2 separate regions of the Homo sapiens genome follow, and region 2 is linked to region 1. Evidence: chromatin loops called from intact Hi-C (ENCODE). Cell type or tissue: PC-3. All regions are shown on one strand.

Region 1 (5,000 bases):
GCACAGCAGTGGGGCAAGTAAATGCTCTTTATCACAAGATGTCTAAGAGAGCTCATGGTGTTTACAAGGAAAATACATGCACTTTAATTATTTTGAATGCATTTTACCAGTACGATAATATATGCAGGCTTTCCCCATCAAACATTTAGCACCCAATATATAATGAGACCTTTTCCAGAAATAACTGGAAAACAATCACTTTTCAGGCTTTTAAATTCATTAGCTTTACTTGTCTATTCAATGCCCTAAAGAAACTCAGTCAACTATCATCTATGCTTATAAGACACTGAAAAAAACACCCCGCTCAGAGATCCATTGATCTGATGCCGGATGAACTGATGAGTTTAGTGTTTTGTTATATACCATGCTAGATATTTCTGAGAATATAGATTTTTTATTCCTACTGTGGATTTTAAAAAAACAATAAAGGCTAGATAAACCACAAACTCAAGTTGCAGGGGGCTAGTTTTCTTAGAGAAATTACTAATATCAAAAACAGCCCCAGTACTCATGTGCACACACACTTTAAACAGAAAAGCCTGCACATTTTAAAGGCAAAAGAGAAAGTAAATGTTTAACTAGGTAGTATTGTTTTATTATACATACTTCTAGTCAGAAGGAAGAGAGACTGTGAAAGCAAACCCAAACAAGCTAAGTGTGGATGTGGGCATTTCTACTTCTATTATTTTTTTAACTCACTATTTTCTTGGTTTGATTTTTTTCTAAACTAGAAAGTTAAAGAGGGGAAAAGTACTTGATTCTGTTAAGCATCCTACCATATTACAACAGAGAGGTGTTTGGAGATTCTTGTGCCTTCACAGGCTTGTATCTCCATTCTGCTTGAACTCAGGTAAAATATTGAGGGTCATGTCTTCACTCTTGGATTGCAAATTTGCCTCACTTCTTCTAGAAGCTTTCCTTGTGGCTCGGGAGAGTCTCCTTCTGAAAGTATCTCCCGCCAAGAAATAGAGAATGGGGTCCACACAACTGTTGAGACTTGCTAGACCTCTTGTCACCTGATACGTGGCATAAACCCTGTCATTGAAAGCACACATTGCTGGGGTCTGAAAATCAAGCCGGGCCCTCAAGTTCATCGTTTTCATCACATGGAAAGGGATGTAAGACACAGCAAAAACAGTCAGTACAATGATTACCAGGTAAATCGATTTTCTCCTCAGAGGAGAGTTGTCCAGATCTTTGTAAATCAAAGCTCTCACAATTAATCCGTAACAGCCCAGAATCAGCACCAAGGGGACACAGAACATGGCCACGGTCGTGCACATGCTGTAGATGAAATAACTTCGCAGGTACTCGTCTGAGGTGGTGTCGTAACAGGTGATGGTTTTGTTTTTGCGGACCCCGGTACCTGAGTAGAAGAGGATGGGGGAGATCGCCACCACCACAATGAGCCACACCAGCACGCTGATACAGATCGCATTCTTCTTTTTGAGCCGGCCCAGGGACTTGAGGGGGTACACCACACCGCTGTACCGGTGGGCACTGATGCATGTCAGAAACAAGATGCTGCCATAGAGGTTCACATGAAAGATGAACCTCTGCAGTTTACACATGGCATCCCCGAAGATCCAGTCTGTTTTATTGAAGTAGTAGAAGATCAGGGCTGGCAGAGTCAGCACGTACAAGAAGTCGGCCAGAGCCAAATTGAACATGTACACGGAGATGCCGCTCCAGGGCTTCATGTGGAAGACGAACATCCAGATGGCCACGCTGTTGCCCAGGAAGCCGATGATGAATACCAAGATGTAGACAGCCGGCAGGTAGTAAAACTGGAAGCCCGTCTTGGTCAAGGCGCATTTGAACGACGAGGAGACGGCGGCAGTGGAGGCGACCGTGCTGTTCCCCCAGGACGAACCCGGACCGGCCAGGAAGGCAGCGTCCGTCCCGTTGGGGACAGCCGGCCACAGCACCTCGGTCATTCTCTCCTCCTCGACTTAGGCGGCGGCTCCGAGGGGTAGGAGGCGGCGAGAGGGCAGCGGCGGCCAGGGGCGCAGCAAGCATCGGAAAAGCCAGCGAGCGGAAGGGAGCAGGCGAACTGGATCCCCGCGGGAGGGGGCGCGCAGGGGCTCGCCCACGCCAGCTCTGGCCCCGCGTTCGCCGCGGGCCATGAAATCCGCCCCGGGCCGCCACCGAACTGGGCTATCGGGCAAGCCAGCAACTTCTCCGTCCGCTGGCAACGCCGAGCTTACACAACAGGGCGCGCAGGGAACCGCCGCGGATAACTTTCCGACTGCGCTTTCCCGAGGGGCCGCGGGTCCGCGCTGCAGAGCGCGCCAGAGGCGCAGCGAGGTCAAGGGAAACTCGCTCTGCAGGGCTCTAGCTTGGGGAGGCTGCTCCCCAGCCTCCTTGGCTCAAAGATCAACTTAATTGGGGGCATCTTCCTCCTCCCTACCTTAGAAACGTGCAGCTCAGTTTCGGGGCGTCTAACCGCTTCCTCCGCCCACCCTGAGCTCAGCTCCTGGCAGCCATCGGAGCGCGCGTGGCCGCAGACTCGTGCGCTTCTGCAGCGCGTCCCGTTCGGCGTCCGCGTAGTTCAGGAACCCCTTCCCCAGGCCCAGCTCTGTCCGGAGTGCCGGGGTTAGGCGGGAGAGCGGAGCTCCCTAGAGGGTGGGCGGAGTTTGGGCACCGGGGCGAGTCCGCACTCCGCGGGGAGGCGAGGGGCGTGCCTCCGCCGAGCTCGCCCAGCAGCCAGCCCGCGTCCTCCAGGGCGCAGTGGGAAGCAGGAGGCGTCTTCTGGGGAGCAGGTCTCCGCCGAGGCCGAGTGTGTTCAGCCTCTGCCGGCACGCTGCTACCGGAGTCGGCGGCGAGGGAGAGGGGTGCGCTCCAAGGTGGCTGCTGGCAGGCGATTGGCCCGCGAGCGCTCCTTCCCTCTTCCGCCAGCTATCTCGGCAAAGTGAAGTTGCTGACACACAGGAAACCCTTCCGACCGCTTAGAGCCTTCTGCCTACAACCCCAGAGCCGACCAGTCCGTAGCAGGAGCCTCTAGGGCCCTCGAGAACCACGCCAGGTGTTTTCAAGCTCCAAGCAGCCAGGAGTCCCTAGCTGGGAACGCCTGTCATTGCAGAGCGTCTAGCTTTGCCGGGACCGGATTTCTGGCACATGCAGGAACCTGCTATTCCAAGAGGGCGCGAGCCTCCAAAGGAATGAGGGTTGGGAGAGGAGTGGAGAACTCTGTTTCGCCCTTCTTACCTTTTTTTTTCTTTTTTTTAAATTCTAGTACTGTTTTTTCTTAATTACCCAAATGCTAATAAACCCACGTCATTAATAACATCAACGTGAGAATTTCCAAAATAGTCTTGTGAAGATATTACTAGTCCATATTGCACATTGCTTCAGCTCAAATTTGTCGTCATAGATACTTAACACCTATCAGACAAGACAAGCTCCCCAAATCCTCCTGTTCAGTACATTTAAAGATCAGAAGCTACAATGAAAAAAAAAAATTCGAAATTTATCCCTTTGAAAGTAATTTGAATGCCAAATGCAATACATTTATATTGATAGACGTAAAAGACGGTTATAATTCCAAAGTGACTAAGGTATGGTTTTGGTAGGGGGTGGCGGGGGGAGGGGGGTATTTCCAATTCTATTTCTTTAAGTTAAAGTGATTAGTTACAATTACCTCTAGTATCTTAAAAATACAGACTTGGGACTTCCTTAATTACTACATTTACTGACAAACTCGTTTTCTTGCCTTGAATGTAAATTTTAAGCAATGCACTTCAAAAATGTATTTGAGCAAGTTTAATTGGAAACTAAATGAAATATTAGCTGTTCAGGAACATATATAAATGGACCCGCACAAGAATGGAATCTAGCACTTCTTGACAAGTTACTAGTTAATGTATTTTTACATGACACATTAACAAAAGCTTTTCTCTTAGAGGAAAAAAAATCCAAAAAGAAAATATCTGTAAAATATATAACATCAAGATTTCTTTCTGGTCCCAGATGCTACATGATAGTGTTCCCTTAAAAAATAAAGGAAAACCACGAGCTCCTGGCTTTGATACCACAAAGGAAAATATCCCCCACAAGATCCAGATGGTTCTTTAGAGGAACACATATAGGAAGGAGCATATCTTAGCACATGGTATGAATACACTGGGTTTTGAATTGTAGTCAATTGAACAGCATAAAAATTAATAATAAAACAAGAGTAAATAATTCAAGTAAACAGTGTGAATGAGGTTGTCTTGAAAAGTCTTACTTTTTGTGTTTCCTTCCAATCTCCTGATTATATGAGTCTATGATTCTGAGCCTTAACATGAAACATTTGTGTATTGTTTGATTAGTATGGTCCTAGGTGGGATGATTGTCTATTAAGAGAGAAAAGGAAGCAAAGAAAACCATTAAGGGTTCCAGGGGTACTCAATAGGTCTTAAGTCCTCACTCCTTTGCATTTTTTATTTGCAACCTAGGCAATATCTGACTTCACTCAGAAGTTTGTTGCAAATGCATTAACTCATAATGTGAGTGTTTTGAAATGTACACTTAGTCCAGATACCATTAAGTACTTGCAGAAAACTGACACCTTACTAGGAATTGGGGGATAGTTGTTTTAAGTGCACCACAGACTTTTTAAAAAATGATGTTAAAAAATAAATTTTGGGCTGGGCGCTGTGGCTCACGCCTGTAATCCCAACACTTTAGGAGGCCGAGGTGGGCAGATCACGAGGTCAGGAGATGGAGACCATCCTGGCTAACACGGTGAAACCCCCTCTGTACTAAAAATACAAAAAATTAGCCGGGTGTGGTGGCGGGCACCTGTAGTCCCAGCTACTCGGGAGGCTGAGGCAGAAGAATGGTGTGAACACAGAAGGCGGAGCTTGCAGTGAGCTGAGATCGAGCCACTGCACTCCAGCCTGGGCGACAGAGTGAGACTCCGTCTCAAAATAAATAAATAAATAAATAAATAAATAAACAAACTTTGTAAGCATTGCTTTTGCATTCAACATATTTAACTACACAGTTATGTTTCA
Region 2 (5,000 bases), 100 kb before region 1:
GGTGTTTTAAAATCTTAACTTAGATGTAATTTTTAAATAATTTATTTGGCAGTGTGACTGACATTTCAACACAAAAAAGATTGTGGAGAAGCACTAAATAGTCATAGAGCAAAATACTTTATAAGAATAATAGTAATTATTGAGGTGTGTTTCACACATTTAGTGTCTACACATACACAAAGACAAAAGCTTGGTGTGGGCCATTATTAAATCCTAAGATGGTTCATATACCCTTAGTTGCTTTTATAAAAGTGAGTCTTTGTAACCGTGGAAATGATCTTGGTTCTCCAGGCAAAGGTATAGCATGAAGATGACTCAGATAACTATAAAGAACTTTTTTAAAACCTCAATTCATTGGTAGTCTTCACTCTCTGTCATGCTTAATTATTGCCAGTAGTAAATGTTGTTGGGGCATCAGTTGACCCCATATTTCTCTGCTTATTTGTTTATTTTTTATTTTTTGAGACAGAGTCTTGCTCTGTCACCCAGGCTGGAGTGCAGTGGCACGATCTCAGCTCAATGCAACCTCCGCTTCCTGGGTTCAAGCAATTCTCCTATCTCAGCCTCCTGAGTAGCTGGGACTACAGGTGCATGCCACCACACCTGGCTAATTTTTGTGTTTTTAGTAGAGATGGGGTTTCACCATATTGGTCAGGCTGGTCTTGAATTCCTGACCTCAGGTGGTCCACCCACCTTGGCCTCCCAAAGTGCTGGGATTACAGGTGTGAGCCACCATGCCCGGCCTTCTCTGCTCACTTTATTGCTCTATTCTTGCTTGTAATAGATGATGTGTTGGACTGACGACTGACTAAATGGTCCATTGACATATTAAGGAAGAACTTACCAACTCTATAGAAATTACAAACCTGAAACAAGAAAAGAAACTGTAGCAGTTACTGGATCCAGGGCCCTAGTAAAGTACCCAGTCATCTCTTGGTACCCCACACTTTGGGGAAACACCCATTCTACATTTCAGGCTTTGTGCTTTAGGTGTTTTTCTTTCTCTCACCTTCAGGGTTGGGTCTTAGGTTGGCCAAAGTCAAGCAGCATAAAACATCCTTTTGATCAGAGTGATTGATTTGGGGATTTACTTACAACTAAGTTTGGGCAATGAGCAGGCCTGGTATTTTTTGTATGTGATAGCAGAGAAAAGTTCTATTTAGGGACTCAAAGCTGAGAAAGTATACATTCTGGAGCTGCAGTAGCCAACTAGAAATCAAGAGTGGAAAGCTTAGCTGAGAATGAAGAAAATGCATAGACAGCCAAGTTCAGAGATGTAGAGAATTAGGCCTTAGTAACATCATTGGAGCCCCTGAGTTAAGACCCATCTGAAGCCAGCCTTACTCCTGGACTTGTAATCACAGTATACAAAAATTTAGTTTGTGCTTATGTCATTTTGGTTGGGTTTTAGGTTACCTGTCATAGAAAAAGTCCTGTTTAGATGCTTGGAGGCAGCATGCTCGTTAAGAGTCATCACCACTCCCTAATCTCAAGTACCCAGGGACACAAACACTGTGGACTAGGAAAACCAGAGACCTTTGTTCACTTGTTTATCTGCTGACCTTCCCTCCACTATTTTCCTATGACCCTGCCAAATCCCCCTCTGCGAGAAACACCCAAGAATGATCAATAAAAATAAATAAATAAATTTTTAAAAAAAAGAAGAAAAAAAAAGAAAAAGTCCTGTTTAATATAGCACATTTCCTCATCATCAAAGCACTACTTAGACTTTTACCTTCTCGATTGTGACTCCATTAGAAGGATGATGGCAAGTAATACCACATCCTGACAGCTGTCAATGACATCAAAGATTGGGATCTCATTTCTGCTGATTTGATTACATATATGTGTGTGTGTGTCTACCACATATTGAAACAAGTTTCTTTTTAATGCATTAGTAAATGTCTTATTATTTAAGCAACAGGAGGTTGAGGTTGCTATTTTTCCTTCTAGCAATCTACAAAGCATGAAATATAACCATGTGGCTTGAATGGGGAAAATAAGCCATAGGAAGATCTGGATCTAATATTTTAAGGATTAAATAGATGTCAGGAGAAGAAGGCTGTGCTGATTAATAGAGACCCCTCTAGTGGCCATAAATTGGGGCACAGAGGGAATCAAAATAATATTTTTTTAATCTGAACTGCTCAAGTATTTTGCTTTCCATCCCCTGCAGCTGAAGTTGTCTTATTGTATACAAATGATTTCAGATAAAATTGGATAATGAAAAAATTGTAGCCCATAGGCAAACAGCAGTGTTTTGCATTGGATTGTAGTTTAGCAGTTGACAGGCTTAAAGTGGCTCATAACATACCAGAAAAGAGATGGGGTCAGCTCTTTACTGTGTAATATTCAGTGGCATTATGAAAAATTTGCTAAAGGAAATGTGATACCTCGTAAAGTCCCAGTAGCAGAGGCTAGGAGAAACAGTGTCAGCTATGCAATATTTTACTGCATAAATATGAAGTTTATTTCAAAGATCCTCTCAGTACCTATTAAACAGTATTGAGGGTGCAAGTGTTATACAAGCTGCTCAAAGATATTCTACATTTTGTATTTGTGCAAAATGTTCTAATATATCTGGAATTAAAATGTAACAACTAAACCCAGATAGTGAATGCAATAATAAAGATAATAATAACAAATAGATAGTGTATTTTACTTTCTTCCCTTTGTCATATTCTGTGAGGTAAAATGTCAGAAGTCATCTAAGAGTATTCTGGTATTCCTGAAAAAGTGTTAGCAATTACTTACAATAGTTTGAACTTACAAGAATGGAAACTGGATTGTAGTGAAAGAAAATAAGAAATAAATAGTAACAAATGTCCTCACATATATTTTAAAGAAAACTGTGAGTTTCTAAGAGTAAACTAAAAATAAACTTAAGAAACAAAATAACTTAAGGCTGACTCAAGGCAATCCAAATGTAATAATATGAAATGTTTTGTTCAATGGATATCTTTCAGGGTGAATTTGGCTACTTAATGTGGTTCTGATAACCTGGCAGCAGACTTGGTCTGTGAAGTGCCTAGGCTAATGGATAGAAGATAAAGGTAAGTCTGACTTGCAGAATCTTCAAAGGGTTTCAATAATATATCCCATAACCTAATGGGAGCTACCCTGCAGTTTTACTAAATCAAAGGATGTATACTCTGTCAAAGAATGTATGCTTTGACAGTGACTTATGTAAATCATTCCAGATACCCACTTCATTACAACATTTCACCACAATCTATTCACAGTTTAACACCTCACTTTCACCAAAAGCATTAGGGAGTAAGATGTCAGCTGGTCTTCTAACCTGGGAATACTTGCACCTGAAGGTCTCCTCCTGTCTTCTTGCTACGAGCTTCTGGCATATTATGACATTTAACGTCTGCCCATAAAAACTGGTGCTCCAGCTTTACTAGACAGATTGGTACCAATAATATCATTTAGGTATTTCCAAGTTTAAACATCAATAGATAAAAAATACTAACATTGCATAATTCTGCAAGCAGGTCATTGGAAGTATGAACAAATATTAACCAAAGAAATCCAGGTTGTCTCTGGCAATTCCTAACAAAGAATTCAAAGGATTACAGTATTGCCTAAGGATGGGAGTAATCAGAACAAAAACCACTGCTTAAATGGAGGGTCCAAATTAGCCCCCCAGTTTTGATGTTTATAACTAAGAAATTTGAGAATTAGGGGTTAAAGGAGCTGACACAAGTCATATAGATAAGAAATGGAGGAGTCAGGATTTCAAGGGAGTCTGATTCTCGAGACCTTCCATTTAGCTACTATTCCTGAGAACAGCAATACAAGTACCACAGTTACGTCTTAAGGTGACACTCTAACTCAAGAAATGCATTGTAGCATGGAGAAAACAGTCCATTTGGAAAATCATTGACAAAAATTTAAAAGTAATTAGATTTGAATCATCTGGATAGAATTCAATATGAGTTTCCATTTCAGAATCATTCTGTTCTCTAATGATGTCAAATTCTTTTTAGAAGATTTTCCATAATGCTATTTAAATTTGCACAGCAAAAAAGAATCCATGTGTTACCATATTTTCTTTACGATACCTTTCATTCATGCATTCATTCAACTAATGTTTATGGAGTGCCTTCAAAGTGGTCAGGCATTCTTTTAGGTTCTGTGTATACATCAGAGAACAAAACAATAAGGACAGTATCTTGACCTCATAAAGCTTATATTCTAATATGGAAAGACAGAAAATAAATGTAAGAAATAACTATATTACACAGTATATAGTATAGTGAAAAGATATTTAGTACTATAAAAAATAAAGCATGGTAAGTAGACTTGAACTGCTGGAGTAGGGGATTCATTTAAATAGGGTGAACAGTGTAGGCTTCATAGAGAAGGTGACATTTCAGCAAAGACTTAAAGAGGTAAGAGAAGGAGCCATACAGATAGATATCTGGAAGAAGAGCATTACAGACAGATAGAGAAAACAGCCACTGCAAAGATTCTGAAGTGGAAATAGCTCAGCGTTTTTGAAGAATAGGAAGGTGTATATGTCTGAGTCAGAGCAAACAAGGGGTATGGTAGTAGGTGATAGGATCAGACAGATGCAGTCCTTCAGGTCCTTGTACTGATTTAGGTCTTCAGTATGCATGAAATAAGCCACCAGGAGGGTTTGACAGAAGAGTGACATGATCTAACTTAGTATTTCAACAGTGTCACTCTGCTTGTGTTGAGACAAGGCTGCAGGAAGGAAAAGTTAGAAGTGTAGTACCTGTTATTAGAATAATCCAGGTGAGAGTTGGTGCTGATTTGGATTGTGGTGGGATTGGTTGAGATGGTAACAAATAATATTATTCTAGATATGTTTTGAAGGCAGAGCTAACAAGGATTCTGGTGCATGAGATTAAGGGTGGGAGAGAAAGAAAGAAGAATTACTATCAGGCTTTCAGCTTGGGCAATGAAAGTTTGAAGTTGCCATTTACTGAGATGTTAAGAGTATAGGTGTAGCTGGTTTGGGGGTAACT

What was found. A loop is a pair of places that touch in the nucleus more often than their neighbours do. Peaks named below come from ENCODE experiments on the same cell type or tissue, not always from the same donor. Only the 100,000 strongest peaks of a DNase experiment are listed, where the experiment ranks them.
Region 2: it touches region 1 in a loop (2.4-fold over the local background); 2 of 110 quality-filtered maps call a loop at or near these places.

The regions. Positions count from the first base shown.
Region 1 is chr3:152,832,720-152,837,719 of GRCh38, reverse strand. P2RY1 (purinergic receptor P2Y1) reads right to left here and starts at 2,589. Exons shown (of 1, transcript NM_002563.5): 1 at 1-2,589. The coding sequence starts at 1,937. The coding sequence ends at 816. RefSeq lists silencers at 1,626-1,920, 2,633-2,682 and an enhancer at 2,353-2,452. In PC-3, CTCF peaks have their summits at 2,090 and 2,291; a DNase peak (open chromatin) is centred at 2,979; H3K4me3 peaks cover 2,038 bases; H3K27me3 peaks cover 3,682 bases.
Region 2 is chr3:152,936,262-152,941,261 of GRCh38, reverse strand. No RefSeq gene overlaps it. Among named protein-coding and RNA genes, the nearest start is that of P2RY1, 100 kb to the right of the region's middle. In PC-3, CTCF peaks have their summits at 2,077 (motif pointing left) and 3,853; no DNase peak of the experiment used is centred here.